Linked DNA regions of Homo sapiens: region 1 is linked to region 2. The links are chromatin loops, found by intact Hi-C in ENCODE. Cell type or tissue: PC-9. All regions are shown on one strand. Each heading gives the region's core, and the rest is flanking DNA. Links, peaks and the distances in the headings are about the cores only. Region 1 holds the start of RSRP1 (arginine and serine rich protein 1). Region 2 overlaps TMEM50A (transmembrane protein 50A).

Region 1 (2,913 bases), core at 142-2,641, 110 kb before region 2:
GGAACGCCTGGCCTCAAGTGACCCACCCGCCTCCGCCTCCGCCTCCCCAAGTGCTGGGATTACAGAGGTGAGCCGCCGCGCCCGGCCTCCTAGGTCACTTAGGATACTCGACAATCCAATTTTATTCAGTAATAATGTCAACTAAAAGAAGGCGTGTTTTGATATTGTTCTTCCCAATCACGTTAACTTAGAACCTTTAACTTAATCATAACATTTAAAAGGCTCCACCCACTAAGAACAGTCAGCCAATAGGAAAAAAAGTTCCCTACATCCTGAGCCATTTAACATCCAGTTGACCTTTAACCCTAAAGAGAATGCTGTCCACTTAAATACAGGTAATGTCCTCCCTCTTTCCTCCAAAAAGATTTCGGGCACTAAAGGAACTAATATTGAAACTACACAGCAACGTTGGTTCCCTAGCCTACTCATATACTGCCACCATACATTACCACAAATGGAAAGGTAAATGACCCACCCACCTTTTTCACTTAAGCGAAAGGGGGTTCTGCTCCGCGACCTCGTCCTGGATCTGTCCCTCCATCTGCTGTGCTCCTCCGGGTACACTGTGCGACCAAAGCCGTAGTAGCGCTGTCCCCGCGCGATCGCGTACGCCCTTCCGCAGTACGACCTTCCCCGAGAGCGCGACCTGCTACGGGACCGGGACCGGTACCGCGAAGGAGACCGGTAGTATCTCCTGGTGAACCCGTAGCGCCTCTCTCGGTAACGGCGGCTGCGGGATCGCGACCGGCTCCGCGAGTATGACCGCGAGTAGCGCCTGTACTTCCGCTGGTGGCGCCTTCGGGAACGGGACCTGGACTTGCTCCTCCGACTCCTGGACGAAAACCGGCTCGAGACGCGGGAATGGGACCGAGAGCTTCTGGAAAAAGAGCGGCTCCTAGACCGCGACGACAGCCGGCTGGACCCGCCCGACCGCGAGGTCGAGGGCGAATCCTTCTCCTGCGGCGAGCCCGGCCACATGTCGTTCACGTAGTTGGACATCTTCACCTGCGGCTTTAGCCTGCGCTTTCTCCGGAAAGGATCCCGCAAGCCTCAACTCAGGACTTCCTAAAAAACCAAGAGAGAAAAAACAAGTCGAGTCGCGGAAGCCGGCGCCTGGCCACCCGGAAGCCACAGTCGGGGAACCTCCGGGAGGCGGAGCCACGGCGCGGGCGGCGACCGCCGCGACAGGAACCGAGCCCTAGAAACCCCGCTCGGCGCCCTGAGGCCGCGGCCTTGAAGCGAAACGCTGCGTTCCCCAAACGCGGGGCCCGGCACGTTTCCCGTCCCTCACTCCTGAGAGACCACTGCGGTGGTCCTGAGAGACCCCGTCAGCAGAAAACTTACCGCACGCCGTCGACGCCTCCCTCACGACTGAGAGAAAGGCTCAACAGACGCCTTCCTTTCGGAACGTAAGACGAAGTGGGGCTTTTAGTCCCTGCTTTCGAACGGCGAATTCCACAACCTCCACCTCCTACGTCCGGATGCGCACTGAGGGACTACGTTAGCAGACGCGTCAAAAGTACCAGAAGCTGGCCCCCGGCGCATGCGCAGAGATGTTCCGTGGTGGGCGCGGCTCTTCTCTTGCCCAACCACCGCCCTGCCTCCTCCCTCCCCAAGCCGCGCCCTGTGCCTCGAGCGCTTGCCTCCAGGGTGCGCATGCGCGATGGGGCTCCAGGGGGAGGTGTTTGATACATCAGGGTGTCCCGTTGCCCTTGGCTTCCCCCCTGATCTGAGATAATTGCGGGACCGACCCAGTCACCAGAAAACTTCGAAGATGGAACGGCCCCGCGTGGGGCTACACCAGGCTCTGGCCTCACTGCACGGGCGGGGCTGGACGTCAGTGCCGGGCGGGGAGTAGGGCCGGGAGAGGAGCGGCTGCAGGCTGGAGAGGGCTCGCAGCCGGGCTCGGAGCTGGGGCCGTCTGACGGGCTGGTGCCCACAGGGTCGTTGCCGCCACCCACCGGCAAGTCGCAGACCCGGCCTGAGCCTCCCTGGACCCTTCCTGGCCTCTTCCTCCTGTCCTAGGTACCGCGGCGCCAGGAGAAGGCGACCGCGTCCACACCCCGCCATGACAGAGAGGGGACCTCACCCTCCCCCGGAACACCCCAAGACCCCTGGAAATGCAGTATTAACGTAGAAAAGATGTTTTACTTCCATGTTTTGGCTAGGAAGGTAATAAGGTCGAGACAAAATAAAAAGACTCAAAACTGACCTTTAATCTGGGGATAATAATGAAGTCTGCGATATCTCTTCCAAAAACTGTGTTTGGTGTGAGTGTAAACAAAGGTGACTATTTTACTTCTAGGGATCTACAAATGGGATGCATTTCAAACACTTCTTGTAATAAAGCATAACAATTGCCTTGAAAATTGTGGGTTAATTGCCTTTTTTTTTTTTTTTTTTTTTGAGACAGGGTCTCACTCGCCCAGGCTGGAGTGTGGTGGGGCCATCACGGCTCACTGCAGCCCAGGCTCCCGAAGAGCTGGAACTACAGGCATGCACCACCATGCTAATTTTTGCACTTTTTTACCCACGGGATCTAACTGTGTTGCCCAGGCTGGTCTCCAACTCCTGGGCTCAAGCGATTCTTCCGCCTCAGCCTCCTGAAGTTTTGGGATTACAGGCGTGAGCCACTTTGCCCAGCCTATACACTTCTTTACAAGTACATTTTGACAAAAGCCACTTTCTTTAGAGGGAGACACAAACTCACTCATCTCTTGTTCATCTTCACCCCACATCTCCGCAGTTCATCCACATCTCCTGAGGATGCATCATGATGGAAGTAGTTCTTAAACAGTTTCTTCTCTAAATCTCAAGACAGTGAAGATACAATGCCCATCCATCAGAAACCTTTGCCGAAAGTTCTCATAAAGCTGTGTGAGTGGACAGAAAAATAACACGAGGCCAGTCGCG
Region 2 (2,913 bases), core at 205-2,704:
TTGGGAGGTCAAGGCAAGGAGGATCTCTTGAGGCCAGGAGTTTGAGACCAGCCTGAGCAACATAGCAAGACTTTGTCTCTACAAAAATTTTTAAAAATTAGCTGGGTGTGGTGGTGCACACCTGTAATCCCAGCTACTCAGGAGGCTGAAGTGGGAGGATCACTTGAGCCTGGGATTTCAAGGCTGCAGTAAGCCATGGTTGTGCCACTGCATTCTAGCTTGAGCAACAGAGTGAGACCCTGTATCTTTAAAAAAAAAAAAAAGACTTTCAGGCCTAACCTTACATTTGAGAAACTGTAGATTATTGTTTCTGGTAATTGGTGTCATGGACCCTGATTTCTTGGTTTTATTTTATTCATACAGGATTAATGCAGTATCGAATGGACAAGTCCGAGGTGATAGTTACAGTGAAGGTTGTCTGGGTCAAACAGGTAAATAGGTGCAAACAGCATCTTATTATACATGCTTAAATCCTTAAGATGAGTATTTCACATGGAAATACCACTTTTCTATTTGTTTTAATATATCTGTGAGTAACAGCTTATTATTTTGAATCTATTGTTTTATGTTTTGGGCTTGAAATTGGGAATTAATATATAACATTCTATTTGCCGTGCTTTATTGAGTGTAGGCAGTGTTTTTATTAAAATGTATTTATGCAAATTAAAGAGGCCCTATCAGAATTCATTTTAGGCAGTCATGACTCCATTTATTTATAGCAAATCTTCATAAACATGTTAATGTGATTTGAAAGTTGCCTGTCCTCCTCTGTTAACATAATTTTAATGCAACCTTCCTAAGTTCTAGTCACAGTAAATTTGAATTTATTTTGCTGCCTAACTTCCCTGAAAGTGAAATATGGTAGCTTGGAGATTCGTATGTCACTGAATATGAATTTTTTACTGTATGTCTGTGTTACTGTTTGAAAGTACTCTTGGAAGATCTGGGAGCGGCCGGGCACAGTGGCTCACGGCTGTAATCCCAGCACTTTGAGAGGCCAAGGCAGGCAGATCACAAGGTCAGGAGATCGAGATCATCCTGGCTAACACAGTGAAACCCCGTCTCTACTAAAAATACAAAAAATCAGCTGGGCGTGGTGGCGGGTGCCTGTAGTCCCAGCTACTCTGGAGGCTGAGGCAGGGGAATGGCATGAACCTGGGCGGGTGGAGCTTGCAGTGAGCCGAGATTGCGCCACTGCACTCCAGCCTAGGAGACAGAGCAAGACTCTGCCTCAAAAAAAAAAAAAAAAAAAATGTGGGATCATTGTCTATATAAAAGCATAAGGAGAATGAGCCTCTAAATATGGTGAAACAGATTTTATGAGATGTTTTATAGGAAGGTTGAGTATAGGTTTTCTCAGTGTAGGCAGTTGGGGAAAGTAAGTATATGCACTTATACAGACTCATAAATAATTTTTAAAAATCTATACAGACCAACCAAGAAGAAAAAGGCCAACAGGTACACTGATGAAGATGTTTAACACATCCTTTACTGTTCTCACGTTAGACTTTAATGGCAGTTGCACTTTTTTTTTTTCTGTTTGGGTTTTATTTTCTTTTTGAAAGTTAATTGTACTGCCCTATAAGAAAGAATTCTGGTAAAATATTATTTCTTTGAAGGTGCTCGCATTTGGCTTTTCGTTGGTTTCATGTTGGCCTTTGGATCTCTGATTGCATCTATGTGGATTCTTTTTGGAGGTTATGTTGCTAAAGGTAAGAGAAAACATAGGTTACAATTTACTTCAGTGGAATACTGGAATTTTGCATTAAAGTTGGTTATTTTAGAATAAAATTTTTTTCCTATAGTTGGGCCAACTACTAGCGATGCATTTATATCCGGGACCCCCCACCCTCCACCGACAGTGTTTGGTTTTCTTTGTCTTATATATTTTTAGTATTCCTTTCTTCAGTCATTTTTCTTCTTATCCAGAGCCTGGAAGGGATGAGACAGCTCTAAACACTGCTTTTCTTTGGCTTCCAAAAATCTCAAAAGCAGAACATATGTTATCTAGCTAGTTAGCAAGCTTTGTTTCTTTTTTAGAGACAAGAGTCTCACTATCACCCAGGCTGGAGTGCAATGGCATGATCATGGCCCACTGCAGCCTCAACCTCCTGGGCTCAAGCCATCCTCACACCTCAGCTTCCCAGGTAGCTAGGGCCACAAGCACACACAACCACACCCAGCTAATTTTTAAATTTTTTATAGAGATGGATCTTGCTATGTTGCTAAGGCTGGCCTTGAACTCCTGGCCTCAAGCCTGGCCTAACAAGTTCTGACTTTCAGAATATCTGTGCAAAGCTCTAACATCCCAGAATTGAGATTTATTCAGTTAAGCCTCCCTGGTAATATGATGTCACCTCCTTTCAGACAGAAAAGTAAACTAACATTTAATATACATCTGCTATATAAGGCCACTTTAAGGCAAGCTCAGGAAAAGGTATACTGTTAGACCCTGGGAGAAATTTCACCTTGAGGGACCCTAGAAAAACAGAAAACCCATTTAATGGTCCAGGTAAAATTGCTATGGGTGTCATAGTAAAAATACAGTATTAATGATTTATAAAAACTGGACCAGGTTATATATATTCTGCTCATATTTTAACACTTATTTGAATAAAATGTAACTTGTAGATTAAAATAATGTTTCCTAAATTTTTATTAAAATCATTTAATCTCATAGATGGGAGTAATAGATATTTCCAAATATTTGTATTTTTAATTTTATTTTAATTATTTTTTTTATTTTTTGAGACAGGGTCTGCTCTGTCACCCAGGCTGGAATGCAGTGGCACAATCTCAGCTTACTGCAACCTCCACCTCCCAGGCTCAAGCAATCCTCCCACTCAGCCTCCTGAGTAGCTGAGATGACGGGCGCATGCCACCACGCCCTGCTAGTTTTGTATTTTTTGTAGA

What was found. Peaks named below come from ENCODE experiments on the same cell type or tissue, not always from the same donor. Only the 100,000 strongest peaks of a DNase experiment are listed, where the experiment ranks them.
Region 1: it touches region 2 in a loop (5-fold over the local background); 18 of 110 quality-filtered maps call a loop at or near these places.

Annotation. Positions count from the first base shown.
Region 1 is chr1:25,245,965-25,248,877 of GRCh38, forward strand. It overlaps RSRP1 (arginine and serine rich protein 1), which reads right to left and starts at 1,490. Exons shown (of 5, transcript NM_020317.5): 1 at 1,345-1,490; 2 at 480-1,065. The coding sequence starts at 999. RefSeq lists enhancers at 281-1,005, 1,006-1,730. In PC-9, for the core only: no CTCF peak of the experiment used is centred there; a DNase peak (open chromatin) is centred at 1,587; H3K4me3 peaks cover 2,163 bases; H3K27ac peaks cover 1,092 bases.
Region 2 is chr1:25,351,263-25,354,175 of GRCh38, forward strand. It overlaps TMEM50A (transmembrane protein 50A), which reads left to right. Exons shown (of 7, transcript NM_014313.4): 4 at 364-431; 5 at 1,620-1,712. Among named protein-coding and RNA genes, the nearest start is that of TMEM50A, 14 kb to the left of the region's middle. In PC-9, for the core only: no CTCF peak of the experiment used is centred there; no DNase peak of the experiment used is centred there; H3K27ac peaks cover 358 bases.